2 separate regions of the Homo sapiens genome follow, and region 1 is linked to region 2. The links are chromatin loops, found by intact Hi-C in ENCODE. Cell type or tissue: PC-9. All regions are shown on one strand.

Evidence for each region. Hi-C counts contacts between places; a loop is a spot of excess contacts. Peaks named below come from ENCODE experiments on the same cell type or tissue, not always from the same donor. Only the 100,000 strongest peaks of a DNase experiment are listed, where the experiment ranks them.
Region 1: a loop joins it to region 2, with 11 times the contacts of the local background. A loop is called at or near these places in 1 of 110 quality-filtered maps.

Annotation. Positions count from the first base shown.
Region 1 is chr3:194,026,707-194,034,706 of GRCh38, reverse strand. All of the region lies in intron 1 of LINC02028 (long intergenic non-protein coding RNA 2028), which reads left to right. Among named protein-coding and RNA genes, the nearest start is that of LINC02026, 27 kb to the right of the region's middle. RefSeq lists an enhancer at 1,952-2,529. In PC-9, no CTCF peak of the experiment used is centred here; DNase peaks (open chromatin) are centred at 2,666, 4,156 and 4,696; H3K27ac peaks cover 2,697 bases.
Region 2 is chr3:193,942,592-193,950,591 of GRCh38, reverse strand. No RefSeq gene overlaps it. Among named protein-coding and RNA genes, the nearest start is that of LINC02026, 57 kb to the left of the region's middle. RefSeq lists enhancers at 6,432-7,082, 5,903-7,564, 7,738-8,000. In PC-9, no CTCF peak of the experiment used is centred here; DNase peaks (open chromatin) are centred at 3,391 and 7,931; H3K27ac peaks cover 538 bases.

The sequences.
Region 1 (8,000 bases), 84 kb before region 2:
TGCCCGGGCCCTCTTCGGGCCTCCTTTCTTCTTCTGTAATGCAGTGGCCGCGCCTGCATGCGCTTCTGGGCTGCTCTGCTCTGTGATTTTCTCTCTATGCCAGATCAGTGTTCCTGTCCTACTGAAGTTCCTCCCTACTCTCTCTCTCTCTCTGTGTGTGTATATGTTTCTCCAAGTGATTCAAATCTGAAACTTCCTGGGATTTCCCTTTGCCTAGCACAGTGGTTCTTAAAGTGTCTTGGGAAGGCCGGAAGTATCACGATTACTTGGGAACTTGTTAGAAATGCAAATTCCCAGGTCCCACGCAGACCCACTGAATATGGGACTCTGAGGGTGGGCCCGGCAGCCTGCGTTCAAGCCCTCTAGGTGAGTCTGATGTGTGCGAGAGTTTGGAAGTCACTGGGCTGGACAGTTCATGCCACACTCCCATGTGAATTGAAAGCTTCCCACACGCTGGTCCCAATTTGCCTGTTCTGTCCAATTCCTAACTGTCCCATCTCCCATATCCCTTCCTGGGGGACGCTGCTCACACGGTTCCCTCTCCTGAAAAGCTGTTTGCCACTTCCAAGTATTGAAAGCTTCAAGATCCAGCTCAAGCATCATTTGTTTTGATGGATCCCAAGATTCCTCCTACAAGAACAATTTTCCTTCCTCCAGCCTCCACAGTATTATTTTTTTTTTTTTGCCTCTCCCTCTCTCAGTCTTTCTGTCTCTCTGAAGGGGTTTAGCCTTTAATAAGCAGGGCTTCATTCAACTGTGACTACACATGAGAGTCACTCAAGGAACTTTGAATACTTATACCCAGGCTACACTCCGGAGCAATGAGACCAGAATTTCAGGAAGCCTGGCATTGTATATTTCAGTAGTTCCCTTACATAGGTTTAATGTGCCTCTGAGTTTAAGACCCTCTCTTCTAAAGCGACCAGAGGGAAAATCATGATGGGAAGAGATAGGAATGTAAAGTTAGGAGACACAGGTTCTGCTCAGGGCTCTGTCCCAAATGACCATCTAATTTGGGGCAAATCACTTCTCCCCTCTTTCCCAAACTGCAAAATGGGGCATTGTTTTAGATCAGTGGCTCTCAAAGCCAGCCAATGCCTGGATGTCAATCCTACGGATTCCCATGTAATCTGTCTGGGGAGCAGCCTGGATTCTAACTTGCAGCCAGGGGTGAGAACTACTCTCTCAGATCTCATCTAAGGGCCATGCAATTGTGTACAACGGTTTACTTTGGAGAGCAAGGGTGTCTGTCTCTTCAAATACTTGGACTTCTTTGCCCCAGCATCTATTAATCTTTCCTCTTCCCAAATAAAACCTCAGACCTGGTGTCAGTGATGCTGGGGCATGTGAAGTTTCTTATCTGATAGCATAAGAGCCAGGGATATTGTGAGCCTACCACAGGCAGCCTGGTTGGGTGTGTTTGGCCAAGGTGGCAGGAGGCGGATTAAGGATCAGATGAAAATGCTCACCAGAGGCCTGGCAGGGGGTCACTGGGAGGGCTACTTCTGAGCTCCAAACACCAGCACGGGTGGGGGGATGGGTTTTCCTTCGAGGCTGGGTCAGGCAGGGTCTTATGTAAAGGGCAGATGTAAAAGAGACCTTGTAAAGTAGAAGAAGACGGAGTGCATCCAGGCAAGTTAAGTTCTGAAACTAGGTAAGTCAGTCTGCAGCCCGGGGTTGGCAGGATGACCCAGCAGCGGCGAGGGGCCAGGGACAGGGGCGGAGGAAACAGCTGCTTATTTAAGGGGTGGGGGTGGGGAAGGGAAGTAGAATGCTTACAGAAGCATCCTCTCTGATGAAGGTGTTACTGATCCCTGGAGACACCCAACAGCCATCTACAATAGGCTTCTCTGTTTATCTGCACATGACACCATCCCGTTTCAGAGCCCAGAGCAGAGACCTTCCACCTCAGATCCAGGAGAGTGGAAAAGACGCTCCCCCAAACCATCACCTTCCCTCAAACCCCCAACACCCTCAGCCTCCAGCGCACGATGAACTCTTTTCTTCCTCTGTGCTATGCCCTGCTGCCGCCTGCCCCATAAGGATTTCTTCCCCTAAAGATGGGCTGGTTTCTAAGGCCAACTGCCCCTGGAGGAGGGAGGGGGCTGTGTTTTGCAGTGAGAGGTAGTGTTGGCTTAGAGAGGCCCGAGTTGTTTTGCAGATGGGAAAACAGTCCTGGGGGTGCGGTGTCTGGCCCAGGCCAGCCCAGGGCGCCAGGACAGAGGTCAAGCCGTCTGTCTGGAGCTTGGAGCACTAGACCATGCTTCCTGATGACTTTACAGTCTAAGCCATTGAGGAAGAAAAAGCACATGGAAAAGGAGCTTTGTTTTGACTTCTCGACACTGGCAGGGACCGGTTCTCCCTGCTGGGAAGATGAGAATGTCACAGGGCCATGGGTGTGATGTGTTTCACCCCACACTCCCACCCTGTGAGGTGTCTGGTGAAGCCTGGGAGAAGGTAGTTTTCCAAGAGTAAGTCTCCTGGGTTTGCTCCAGGCAAATAAAGTTTTTGAACTTGAATGTTGGTCAAATAAAGCTTTGTGGTCCCAAGGAAGGAGAGCAGTTTCAAAAGCCACCCACCTGGAAGGCTCGTCACGGCTTTGGAGGCATCAGATCCCCTTTGCAAGGCCATTTTTTTGGTTGCCTTTGAGGTCAATGAATCAGAGCAGTCTGAATTCCATTTGCCCTGGCACAGGCTAGGCGGGGGCAAAAGGTCATGTGAGGAAGAACAGGCACAAACGAGGCGGGACCTGGCGCTGCACCTGAGGTTGGGTTTGTTGTGGCCCCAGCACACCTTGCAAATGGAAAAAGGTAGAGGGGTGTCTTCAGACCCCCAAATTGTAAAGTAGTCAGAGAATCACAACATTGGAAGGGACCTTAGACTAATTTAGTATCTATTCCACTCAGATGACCCAACCTGCTGGCTTTACAGACAAGGAGACCGAGGCCCTGGGATGTGTGGTGATGGGTTCACCGTCCTCCAGGGAGTGGAGACAGGCCTAGGATGAGCTCGACGATGCTTAGCCCCAGGCACTTTCTTTGGGTCCCTGGCTGCTTCCAGTCTTGCAACAGGACTCTGTGCCCTTTGGCTTGCTCTTAATATCCCTGACCTCTGGAGAGCCAGCCCCAGCTCTATGATTTTTGGCAAATCTGTTAACCACGATGTCCCTCCATCCAACCCAGCTGGGAAGCCAGGCAGGACGCACGGCTCCTGGGAAGCCAGCTAATGGCACCCTCTGGCCCTTCTCTGCCAAAAGCCCCACAGCGGGGAAAGAACCGGCTGGGGAGAGTTTGAGACGGCTTGGCAACCCCCTGATAGAGGCTTGGCTGGTGCACACCCCACTCCCCCTACCCAAGAAAGCCCCCAAATAGGAGGACTCTAAAGAAGAAACATCCTAAATGATGAGCCTTCACAAGGAGATTTTCACTGGTTCCTTCCCACACCAATTCATAGGATTGGTTTTCAGGAAAAAAAAAAAAAAAGTAGGAAAAGGATTGTTATGAGGCCAGACCTGGTGATTGCCCCAGGAGAGAATGAACCAAGAAACAATTGCCAATGGCATCAAGTAAGGCTGCCCATAGAAACTTACCGAAGAATCCATAGTTTAACATGTTATTACTTTCTTTATTTCCTCCAGAGAATTTTACAGTGGCACACCCCTAGGGACTATTCTTTCCCTTAATAAAAGAGGGAAAATGTAGATTTGGAGTAGGGAAGCTGTTGTCTTGGGACAAGCAGCCAGGAGGTGTGGGTGGGGTCAAGAGAAACTCTGGCCGGGTACAGTGGCTCACACCTGTAATCCCAGCACTTTGAGAGGCCAAGGCAGGTGGATCACTTGAGGTCAGGAGTTCGAGACCAGCCTGGCCAACATGGCGAAACCCTGTCTCTACTAAAAATACAAAATTAGCTGGGCATGGTGGCAGGTGCCTGTAATCCCGGCTACTCGGGAGGCTGAGGCAGGAGAATCGTTTGAACCAGGGAGGCAGAGGTTGCAGTGAGCCAAGATTGTGCCACTGCATTCCAGCTTGGGTGACAAAGTGAGACTCTGTCTCAAAAAAAAAAAGAGAAACTCCAGGTCCATCCCTCATGTCTGGGGCTCAGCTGTGCCACGTAGGCTGTTTGCACAGGTGAAGATCAAGGCTGCATGTCTGTGTTGCCCAAGCAGCCTCTGATGGCAGTCTGCCAGGTGAAAGCATTGGCCAGACCCTTGGCTTGATACTGGGCTAGTAATGAACCTCTGTGGTTGATGGAGCATATTACCTTTTGATCTCCAGTGGGGAGGTGAGCAGAAGCCACCAGTCCTGAGATGTGGTACAATTCCAAGTCTCTTCAAGAGTCACCTGAAGTGAAGTGCACAAGAAGGAGAGAGCTCTGCCACCCGAGGCTCCCTTTAACATCCTGGAGACACCTCTTTTCAATGGTGGAGCTCAGGCAGCTGGTGGGCAGGCTCAGGCAGAGCACCTGGGACTTATCAGGTGCACTGGGATGAAACTCATGCCCAAGAGAGGCTTGGAAGCTGACTGGACAGAAAAGGTTCAGAAAGAGTGTGGTGAATATGTAGAGGTGATGGGTCACTCTGGCAGGTTGTCAGCCTGAGACAGGTCCCAGCTGTGGAGGGGAAGGGCTGCAGGTACAAGAAGGTGTAGGCAGCTAGGGCTTCCTCTGCCCCACCCAGCAAGTGACCAATGTTATCAGGGTCACAGAGCTCAGAGGTTAAGAATACAGGCTTTGCAGTCAGACAGGAGGTACTGACTCAACCTCTTTCTGGCAGTGTGAACATGGACAAGGTTATTTAACTCCTTTGAGCCTTAGTTTCCTCATTAACTGGGTGGAGATTAAAGTACCTAACTCACAGGTCATGGTGAGAATTCAATACAACAACATATATCACATGTTAATCATAGTGCCTGGCATTCAACATAATATTGTTATTATTACTTTTTTTTCTTTCAGGGATTATTTTCAGACCTCATGAAGCTGCTGGCTTATAGAACAGGAGTCTTTCTGTTGGCAGCCAGGAGAGATACAAGAGGGGGAGGACAGATTCTGCAGCTCCATTTCGTGAGCCATCACCTGTCTTTGTCCCTTTTTTTTTCAGTAGGGTATGTGGGAGCAATAAGGCAAGGAAACCTCAAGGGTGGCCCTTGGTTACACAAAGTCTTATAAATGCTTCCAAAGCACAGAGGCTTCCTCCTTCTCAGGATGCGGGCTGGAGATGAAGTCCCCCATTCCCTGCTCTTGCTCAGGCCATTTTTACCAAGGTTCCCTCTCACACAGGTCCCTCACAGCTGGCCTCATGGTGTGGGAAGGGGCCCAGACAGCTAAAGTCAGATCTGGCCAGGCAAAGCCTTGAGGTCCCAGAAGGCCCTGCCCAGAGCCAGGTGTCCTCACAGTGAGGCCTTGGGCTTACAGACCTGAGTACTTCCCATGGGAGATACCTGGTCCCAGAGGTAACTCTTGATAAGGGCTTATGGATTCTCCCTCTGGCTTTGAGCTGTGTTGCACCCGTAGGTGCTGATTTACGTGAGGATTAGGAAAATGCTACACTTTGAGGTAGCCTTAGGGAGGGGCTAGACATCTTTATCACCTCTGAAGGTGGCTCAAGAATCAGAGTAAGGGTTTGAACAGTATTTCCACAGGTCAAGGGGCAACTCTCTTCCTTCCAATCACCCCCACAGATCTCTGTTTCACCTCAAAATAAATGCTGAACAAAAATTTCAAGAAGAACTGAAGGGAAGGGAGCAAATTATGGATCTTCCTGGGGCAATTGTAGGTCTTGGTCTGAACCTGACTCAATATGAGTCCTTAAAACAAACTGTGGCAGAGACTGCTAGCAGCCAAGGCCATCTTGTTCTCGTCTCCCTTGTCATCCATACAAAATATATTTCCCATACTCCCTTGCAGCTAGGCATGGTCATGTGACTGAGTGGTAGCCAATGGAACATGAGTAGGAATGATGGGCACCACCTCCAGGCCTGGTTCATCAAAACATCTCAGGTTCACTCCTATGTGTTCTTTACTGTCTTAGGCAAATAAGGATAATGCACAGGGTACCCTTGAAAGCCATGTGTTATAATGACAGTGTTCATCCAGCCTTGATTCCTGTAGAGCAGAGTGGAGGAGAGCCCCTGGGCTGGCTCATTCACCAGCTCAAAAATGATACAAGACTAAGAAGTAAACGTCCATAGGATTGTCATGAATTTTGGGGTCTGTTTGCTACAGCAGTGCACTTATACTAACTCATATAGGATCACACCTTTGTTTGAGCTAGAGAGACCACCCCTAGTCCTGTCCTGTATAAGTCTATAGAGTCTCTTCTTTTTTTTTTTTTTTTTTTTTTTTGAGATGGAGTCTCACACTGTTGCCCAGGTTGGAGTGCAGTGGAGTGATCTTGGCCCACTGCAACATCCGCCTCCCAGGTTCAAGTGATTCTCCTGCCTCAGCCTCCCAAGTAGCTGGGATTACAGGCACCTGCCCCCAAGCCTGACTAATTTTTGTATTTTTAGTAGAGATGGGGTTTCACCATGTTGGCCATGCTAGTCTCAAATTCCTGACCTCAAGTGATCCACCCACCTCAGCCTTCCAAAGTGCTGGGATTACAGGCGTGAGCCACTGCACCCAGCTCTATTCTAATTATTTGCAGTAATTACATTCTATTTATAAAGTGGCTATGAGCATTGAATTAGCAAAACTGAGCCATTGCTTCTAGGGGAAATATAGGCTTCAGTTTCTGTGAGCCACTAGTCACAATATTTTTGTGAATGATCAATATACAAACTTGTTTTGTGGGTGTTTCTGCTTAAAGACACCATATTTAAATACACTGTTGGTTCATTAACAATGAACTCATAGCCAACAGCATTATAACTCTACCTGAATGAAACTTATCTAACACACAAATGGTTTGCTCCCTAAGGCACATCACAGCCTTCTTGCACTTAAAACACTAGATAACACATCAGCAATCTGCTTGGGGACCATTTTAAACCATTAAATCACCAAGAAAAGCATAAAAATGCAAAAAACATGGCATTAAATGGACTGCAAAAAGGACATTTGTTTACAGTATGATAGACAAAACAAGAAGGCAGGGCATCACCTTGCTTGACCTCAGTTGGGAATGCATGCATCGTGGGCCTCAAATATTTCACCTGTTTGTGCATGTCCAGGAATTACCTTGAAAGAGCCATTGAGGTAGGAGACGGAACTTGACTCTGGAGGTGGGGCTTGGACACTGGAGCAAATTGAGGACTAGCTAAAACAGGTTGGGGGCAGAAGCATCTCCTCATGAGGTACACCGGCCAGTGTGCCCTGTCAGTTTACCATTTCCATGGCGACACCCAAAAGTTACTGCCCCTTAGCATGGCAACCCAGGATTGGCCACTCTCATTCTAGAATTGTCTACATAAACCGCCCCTTAATTTGCATATAGTTAAAGGTGGGTATAAATATGAGTGCAGAACTGCCTCTGAGCTGATACTCAGGGCACACAGCATATAGAGTATTCTTGTTCCGCAAAAAACAGTACCTCTGCTGCTGCTGTACACTCTGCTGCTTCAGAGTCGCTGTTTAACACTGTGGGTTCACCCTTGAATTCTTCCTGGATGAAGCCAAGAACCCTCCTGGGCTAAGCCTCAATTTTGGGGCTTGCCTGTCCTGCGTCAGCATGAGTACGGACTTTGGGGTTACAAATAGGTGCATTTGCAAATATGGAATCCACGAATGATGAAGATAGACTATCACTGGGTACCACCGGAATTCTCTGACCTGATAACTTCATATGCAAATCCTGGCTGGTAAGGAGGATTGGGAGCAGGTGGATTGCCGGAAGTCTTAGGCTAGTACTAAGAGTACGGGGTGGGGTGTAGATACCTGTGTGTGGCTTCCAGTAGGTCAGTACCTGCTGCCTCTACTAGTACTGCTCATTCAAGAACACCTTTGGCTGAAGATGGCACCAGGGTCTGGCCATCAGGCTGCAATTAATTTAAAAGTGATGGAGA
Region 2 (8,000 bases):
CTGAACAGTGCCAGAAGGTCCTTTCCTTAGGCTGTCCAAGGGTGTTGGGTAGGTCCCGGGATGACACGCTGCTCGTTCAGGCCAGGGAAGGGGATGCTTGCCCTCACATCGAGCTTTTTGCTGAGGAAACCCTTGCTAATCTCTCATTCAGAAATGCTCCTTTGGGGAGTGGTTCCCTTCCATTTCAGAAGGACCTATCTCCCTTGACTGCCCCTGGGAAAGAGTAGATGTTTTCAATGCTTCCATCGTGTGCACTGTGAACTTCTCCAAAATAGTTCTTTCAAAGTAAGGTTTTGGGTGAACATAAATGAGAAACTCTAACTCCCCAGGGGAAAATTTACCATAAGAACTCAGGCTTCGGCCTCAGGTAATATTGAATCTGGGTTTCCAGCAGTGAGATTGAGAATGTGAGGCATGCCAGCAAGACAGACCCGTCCTGATTCTGCTGCGAGGCCCGGCTGGAGGCCCACCCAGTCTGTCTGAAGTTCCCAGGTTCGTTCTGGGGAGTCCTCTGAGAAGGGTTTCTCAACCTCGACACTACTGGTCTTCTCATCAGTTGCAGGGACACGAGGAAGCAAGTTATATAGTTTGTTTATAATAGAGTAGTTACTATAGGTTTGGAATCAAAGATATGAGGTCACACCCCAGCTTCCATTGCTCAATTTTCTCACCTGTTAAATGCGGATAATATCACTCACCTGAGAGAGTAGTTATGAAGAATAAATGTGGTAATGTGTGCAAGTGGCTATTTATCAAATGCCTGGCACATAGTACATGCTAACTAAATGGTACGTTTACTACTTCCTAATGTGGACTTTTCAGAGAAGCGTGTGGATGGGGGCATTAATATTTAGGGAGCACTCTCTTTATAGTACACCTCCTATGATTGCTTACATGGAAAGCAGGGAGAATAGACCCTTTGCTCCTCAGGTGTGGGCCAGCTGTCAACTTAAGGCGATGCTGGTACCTGGCACCAGAGGCTGAGTGTGGAAAAAATGAATGCTACCTGTTCCCTTTTCTTAGCTGTAATGCAAAAAGGCTAAAATGTTCTATTCTTTAGTGATCTCTTCATTGATTCTTAATTGAGGTAGTTACTGTGACATGCTTTGGCAGCTGAGATTATAGCTTGAAGTTTATGAAGAGAAAAGACTTTTATCTTCACTTATGGCTGAGTCTTGGATCTTACCAAGTTGCCTATCCAGGTTTGGTGGTCAGCAGCCAAGCTGCTCCCCATGCTTCTTCCCCTAACTACCAACATTCCTTCACAACCCTCAGCATTCAGAACTCAAGCTCTCAAAGCCTGGGCGAGAAATCCTGAATTATCCTGTTGGTCAACTTAGGTAAAGTGAGAATAGTTAGAAAACGTAAATGAGTGAAACAGAAGGAAAAGACAGTGAAATAACCATTCATTGATTAATTCCACAACCATTTGGTACCATACATACTGCATGCCAGCTACTGGTCATGGTGCTAAAGTTACAAAGATGAACAAAACTCAGCCTCTGACCTCAAAAATATAGTGGCTGCTTTTTGTTCTGGGTGCTGGTTGAAATTTGAAAACATTTGGCTGGTTGTATACTTAAGATTTGGGTGGTTTTTGATGTATGATATTCTTCATACATTGTGTGTTTAGTGGCAGACACAGACACCAGAACAGGTGATTCTAAGTGCTAGTTACAGATACACCCAGGGCATTGTAGGAGAATAGGGGTCCAGGTGGGAGAAGCATGTTGGGTCCTGGAAGAGATGCTAGCATAAGCAAGGTTATGGAGGAGAAAAGACACCAGGGCAGGAAACTAGGAAGAGCCCCGTGTTGCTTGGCACATAAACTGTGAGGCAGGAAATGATGAGCATGGAGGGTTGAAGAAGGACTGGGGGTTTTATGTCTATGGAGGGTAGACTCTATCAGGTGGACAATGGGGAGCTCTGGGCAGGTGTCAGCCAAAGGGAGGAAGTGGTGAGATGTGCATCTTAGACACAGTTGGCAGAGGTTGGCTCAAGGCCAGGGGCACTTTTAATCCCATTGCCATTTTCCAGATGAGAGATGGGTGACAGCTTGAACGAAGATACAAAATTTCATGCATAATATGCATGTACACACACACATACTCACACACATCTCCAACGGCTGCAATAAAAGAAGATTTTCATATACCATACGATTCTACAGAAAATCCCATTTGAGTCTGGCAGACATAAAGGTATAATTGTCTAAGAGGAACTCATTTATCTCTTAAAACTTTTAATATCTCAAGATTCGGAGTGTGAGTTCAATGTCTCCTATGTCAGATATAAGCAGCACACATGAGGGCTGGGTGCGGTGGCTCATGCCTGTAATCTCGGCACTTTGGAAGGCCGAGGCAGGTAGATCACAAGGTCAGGAGATGGAGACCATCCTGGCCAACATGGTACAAAAGTACAAAGGTACTAAAAGTACAAAAAAATTAGCTGGGTGTGGTGGCATATGCCTGTAGTCCCAGCTACTTAGGACGCTGAGGCAGGAGAATCGCTTGAACCTGGGAGGCGGAGGCTTCAGTGAGCCGAGATCGCGCCACTGCCCTCCAGCCTGGCAACAGAGCCAGACTCCGTCTCAAAAAAAAAAAAAAAAAAAAAAACCACATATCTTGTATCTTTTGTATTTTTAGGGGGGAAGAAATTTGGGAGGAAGTCATTTTTTATTCTCTCAGTGGTTTATTTGCTGCTTGTCTCATCTTTGAAATATTTTCTGTTATCTACTTTACTGGCGAGACTCTAGTCCAGGGAGTGAACACTCTGGCTTAGCTCATCTTTTCCACCTTTAGCTATTCACTTCTTTTCTCATATGTTCCAGAAGAAACTCCCAAGTAGCAAAATTGATGAAGAGACTTTATCGCCTCTGCATAACCCCAGATTGCCTGACGTGTTTTCTCATGTCTTGTTCTTTTTTTCCTCGCTCTTGTCCTCCAGGTTTGAGTGCAATGGCTTGATCTCGGCTCACTGCAACCTCCGCCTCCCAGGTTCAAATGATTCTCCTGCCTCTGCCTCCCAAGTAGCTGGGGTTAAGGTGCCTGCCACCACACCCGGCTAATTTTTGTATTTTTTAGTAGAGATGGGGTTTCACCATGTTGGCCAGGCTGGTCTCGAATTCCTGACCTCAGGTGATCCGCCCGCCTCAGCCTCCCAAAGTGCTGGGATTACAGGCATGAGCCACTGCGCCTGGCCACATCCTGTTTCTTTAAAACAGAAGGCTGAAAGGTCTAGCCATCTATCCAAGAACAATGGCCAGCCCCTCTGTAGGCAGGCTCTGAGAGAGACGTCGATGATGCCAGACTCTCAATGGGGAGGGTAAGTTTGTGAGTGTGGACAGCGGTCTCATCGGCTGCAGGGAATTTTGAAAGAGGGATGGGGGACTGCAATGACTCACTATATTCTTCAAAGCCTTGCCTGTACACCAGGTGTAGGAGAGAAGAGGAGGTGGTGACAAGTACATGTGGTCATCTATCCAAACTCTCATGTTTCAAAGGAACATTAATTTCATTGTCCCCAGAGAGGAGAAGTAAATAATGAGGTATTGTCTAAGTCAGGTTGTTTCCTGCTGGAAGCTAGAATTCTGCAAAGTGTTGGACTTCGATCTAGACTTGGCTTTAGGTCTGTATGAGCCACTTGTGGGGAGCGTGGCTTTTGGCAAGTTACTTTACCTCTTGAAAACCCATTTCCTCTTTGTAAAAATGGGATAATAGAGCATGTCTTTTTGCCTTTAAAGGTTATGCAACATGCACTCATATGTTAATTGCTGCACTGTTCACATAGCAAAGACAGGGAATCAACCTAGGTGCCCACCACTGGTAGATTGGATCAAGAAAATGTGGTACATATACACCATAGAATACTACACATCCATAAAAAGAGTGAAACCATGTCCTTGCAGCAACATGGATGCAGCTGGAGGCTGTTATCCTAAGTAAATTAATGCAGGAACAGATAATCAAATATTGCATATTGTTTCTTAGGCGTAGGAGCTAAACACTGGGTACTCGTGGACATCAAGACGGTAATAGAAACTGAGGACTACTGGAGGGGGAGAGGGGGACAAGGGTTGGAAAACGAACTATTGGGTACTATGCTCAGTACCTGGGTAACAGGGTTAATTGTGTCCCCAAACCTCACCATCTTGCAATATACCCAGGTAATAAACCTGCACACGTACCCTCTGAATATAAAATAAAAGTTGAAATTATAGAAAAAATAAAAAAATAAAAAAGACTGTGAGATATTGGGAATGGAAATATTTTGGACATTGAAGAGTGCATTTTGAAAATAATGCTCTAATGTGAGAATTTTCTCCCGAGCGTTAACGAACTCACCACAGAGGCAACCTTGGTTATAGTGAAGGGGTCTGAGGAACAAGGAGAAAGTACACAAGATGCTCCCTCAAGGAGGCAAGAGTATACAACAACGTCTTGATTGATTATCCATTTTAGAGAGATCTATGGTAAATGCTCACGGGCTTTGTCTGGCCCCTCCGCATACCTCTCTCTTTGCAGAGTTTTGGAAACTCATTTCCACCCTCGCCAAGGCAAAAACACACTGGAAAGTGAAGCTGAGATTCAGTCATATTAGAAGGGGGCACTGGCCTCAGTACCCCCACCTGGGTTTGGGTCTCAGCTCTGCCCTTCTCTCCCTGCAGGCACCCGGGTAGGAATCTTCCCTCTCCGGGCCTCCGTTTCCCATCCGTATGTTGGTTAGAATATTATTAAGGTCCTTTTCAGCACTTGAAATGGATTCTGTGCTGTCCCAAGGCATCCAGTCAATCCCAGCTTCTAGTTGCTGCAGTGACTGGGTCACTGGTGCAGCATCTCCGGTCCACTCACAGCAGCAGTCAGGAACTTATGTTGCTGTGCTGATTTTCTGGTCCTCGTCCTGTTTCCTCACAGTGGCATGACGGATCGGACATGCCATGCGACTGCATGGTGGCTCAGCTTTCCTGGCATGCAAGAACGTGCAGGGTGCATACAGATGCCATGTTTTCTAACCATCGCAACTTTGAGGAGGCAGCAGGAGATGAGGCTTAGGAGGGAAGTGATTGCTCTACACAGCAACCCACGGTGGTGGGAAGAGGGGTCAATTGTAAAGTTGTAGGCCACCGGCTGAGACCTGCTGAGTGATGAGCATTACTCAGAGAGTGGGTCCAGTTCCCATTTTAGACCCAAAGTAAACTCTCCAGGCTCTGTTGTAGTTGGCTAATGGCAATCCCCAAACCACAGGCTCCAGAGATATGAGCCAGTGTTCCAGGAGAAGCCACCCGCAGGAGAGGGGAGGATGAAGGGAGAGAGCCTGGCTCAGAGTCCTGTGCTTTGGGGACTGATTGCTTCAGATGGAGGCATAGTGCCTCCTTTAGTTCAGGGTTCAGTGCTAAGATCTCAAGCAAAATCCAATCCACGTTCACAGATGCGCATATGGGAAGGGTGTTGAACTCGTTCTCCCCAAAGTCAACATCAAGAGAACCGAGGGACTGGTGGAGTCACTTGGAAGTTCTTCATTCTTTTTTTCTCAAGCTCAGAAAGACCAGCATACCACTTAGAGGCTTGGTTTGGACAGCTCTCCAAACCCCTGGTCAGATTGCTCTCTTGCAGCTAAAACACAGGGTTAGCTGAATTTTCTTCCAGACTTCATTGCAAACGATTATCTTGGCATATTATCTGTAACATTTCCTTTGGAGAGTTCCTCCATGTTAGAAAACAAAAAGTTTGCCATACCCTGTGAATGACTGAATTAAGAAGTAAAACCTCAAATCAGTCAAGATGCATGAAGATTTGAGTGACTTGTGAGCATGAATTACATGACAAAGACCTCATGAGGATGCCACGGCTAGGAAAGACGAGACCGTAGGATAATGTCGATCTGGATGCCTTTGCGACTTGTGAAATCTGAGAGCCCCACCTTGACGAGTCACCTGTGCAATCCCTTGCCCTAAGGTACGATCATACTTGAATCCTCAGTCTTCAGACTTTGTAGTCCTTGAACACACATGCACAGAAAATACACATTTGTATGCAATATTGCACCCTCCCCCATAACTCACTGCAATTAGGAGTTGAATTCCCCAGTTTGCTGGACTAAACTTCGAGACCCAGCAACAGGGGCTCTTGAGAAGGAAAAAAGGAATTCCACACTGGTGAGGTTAGGGCTGCAGCCTTTGAAGCGAGATGGCTTCGTGGAGGCTGCCTGCTTTAGAAACGGCTGGGTCCTGACGCTCTCAGGGGGGAGCTGGGAGAAGCGGCGTGGAGAAAACCACTCAGAAGCCCGGAAGACTGGAGCGGGCGCTCGCGCGGGGCTGGGATTTGTGTAGTGCTGTGGGTTTTACCTTCTGAGCACCCCATCTGCCCTCTCACAGGCACAGCAAGGGCCCTATAGTTGCTCTATTCTCCACCCATCTCTGAAAACTTTCCTTCTCTGATGCTACTTCAAAGCCCCCTGGGAAAGCCAAGTTGCCAATTAAGCCTCTTTGAGGCAGGTTCTCATTCCTTCCCCACTAATTGAAATGTTACTCCTTTTACTAAACCCATAAACCACCCAAACACAACGGTCTTCCTCATTTGCATTGTAACAATGTCCCTAATGTGCTTCCAAGAGCTTTACGTAAAGGCGAACCTTTTCTCCTCTCCCTGTATGAACGGTCAAAAGCAATTCCGAGGCAAAGGCCTTCATTTCCATCCCCATACAGCTGCTCATTAGCTCAGGTGGAATAAATTCCTTTTATTCTGGATTCATTTCCCAGGATGATAATGTCTTTTTTGTCTCAGACCAGTGTTCCCAAACTAGGCCTTAATTGCTGATAGTAATTGAGTTAATACATATTTACAGCAGGGTAAGGTTAAAGCAGTTCTCCTGTAGTTTTACTGGAGACATTTGATTTAACCTGCAATAAAATCATTAACAAGTTGTTCAGTGTTCATTCCGTCTGTCCTTTATCTTGTCTGCTCCTTGGGAAAGCTGGGTGAAGGCAGATGGCTTTGGCGCAGGCTCAGCTCTCAGGCTGCAGAGACGAGAGTGCCCAAGTCTCACCTCCTCACCTCCGGGTCCTCCTGTATTCAGAGAGAAGGACCTCTCCCACTGAAAGCAGATAGCCCGGGGCAAGGCTATGCAGCTCCCCAGGCGTCCAGCCAAGGAGCGCAGGCGGGAGGATGAAAGCCCATCAAAGCCACAGGGCTGGGCCAGGCTCTTGAATCAGCTCCCATCAGTAGCTCCGGCCCAAAGTGGCCCACAGGCGAGGCACCGAGCCGAGGTGTCAGGCAACGTGGTAGTCCTGGCCACTGGTGCATGCCTAGAGAAATGGGCTGAAAACAGGGTAGGAGGAGGGACCAAGGGCCGAGGGCAAAGCCAGGGAAAGCCAGGGAAAGCCAGGGGGTTTCCAAATTACACCCTGGGGGGCCTGATGGTTTGCTTGTGAAAAAGCCTTCTTGAACCTTCTCTCTCACCTTCTCATAGACAGGGAGAAATGTGGAGGCCTCCTTATCCAGGGGTTCCAGGCCTCTGTATCTACTGGAGTGAAATTGGCTTTACCCAAAAAGTGAGGCTGGCTTGAGTGCACTGCAGGCTGACGGCTGCTCCCTTCCTCCCTCACTTGCCTCGCCTGGGCCTCCGGCTGCTTTTCTATTCAGAAGGAGCCCAGCCTGAAATAAATGGTCCTGACTGGCAGAGATAGCTGGCAGTTCCCTAGAATCCCCACTGTCACGGGCTTCCTGGGTCCACAACTAGATTATACTTTCTAGTCCCCTTTCCAGTTAGATGTGGCTGCGTGACAGACTTCCAGCTAATGGTGTTTGGGCCAAGGGAACAGTGACACAGGCCATCTCCATGCTCTGCTCTCACTGGTGGCCTGGGGAGAGCAAAGATGACCCTGGGGCAAACGTTGAAAGCAGCAGAGCTGCGGTCAGCTCAAAAATGTCAATCATGAAAGAACTGCTGTCTCACCCTTCCCTGTGAGTGAGCATGCCATAAATGTCACTGTACACTTAGGG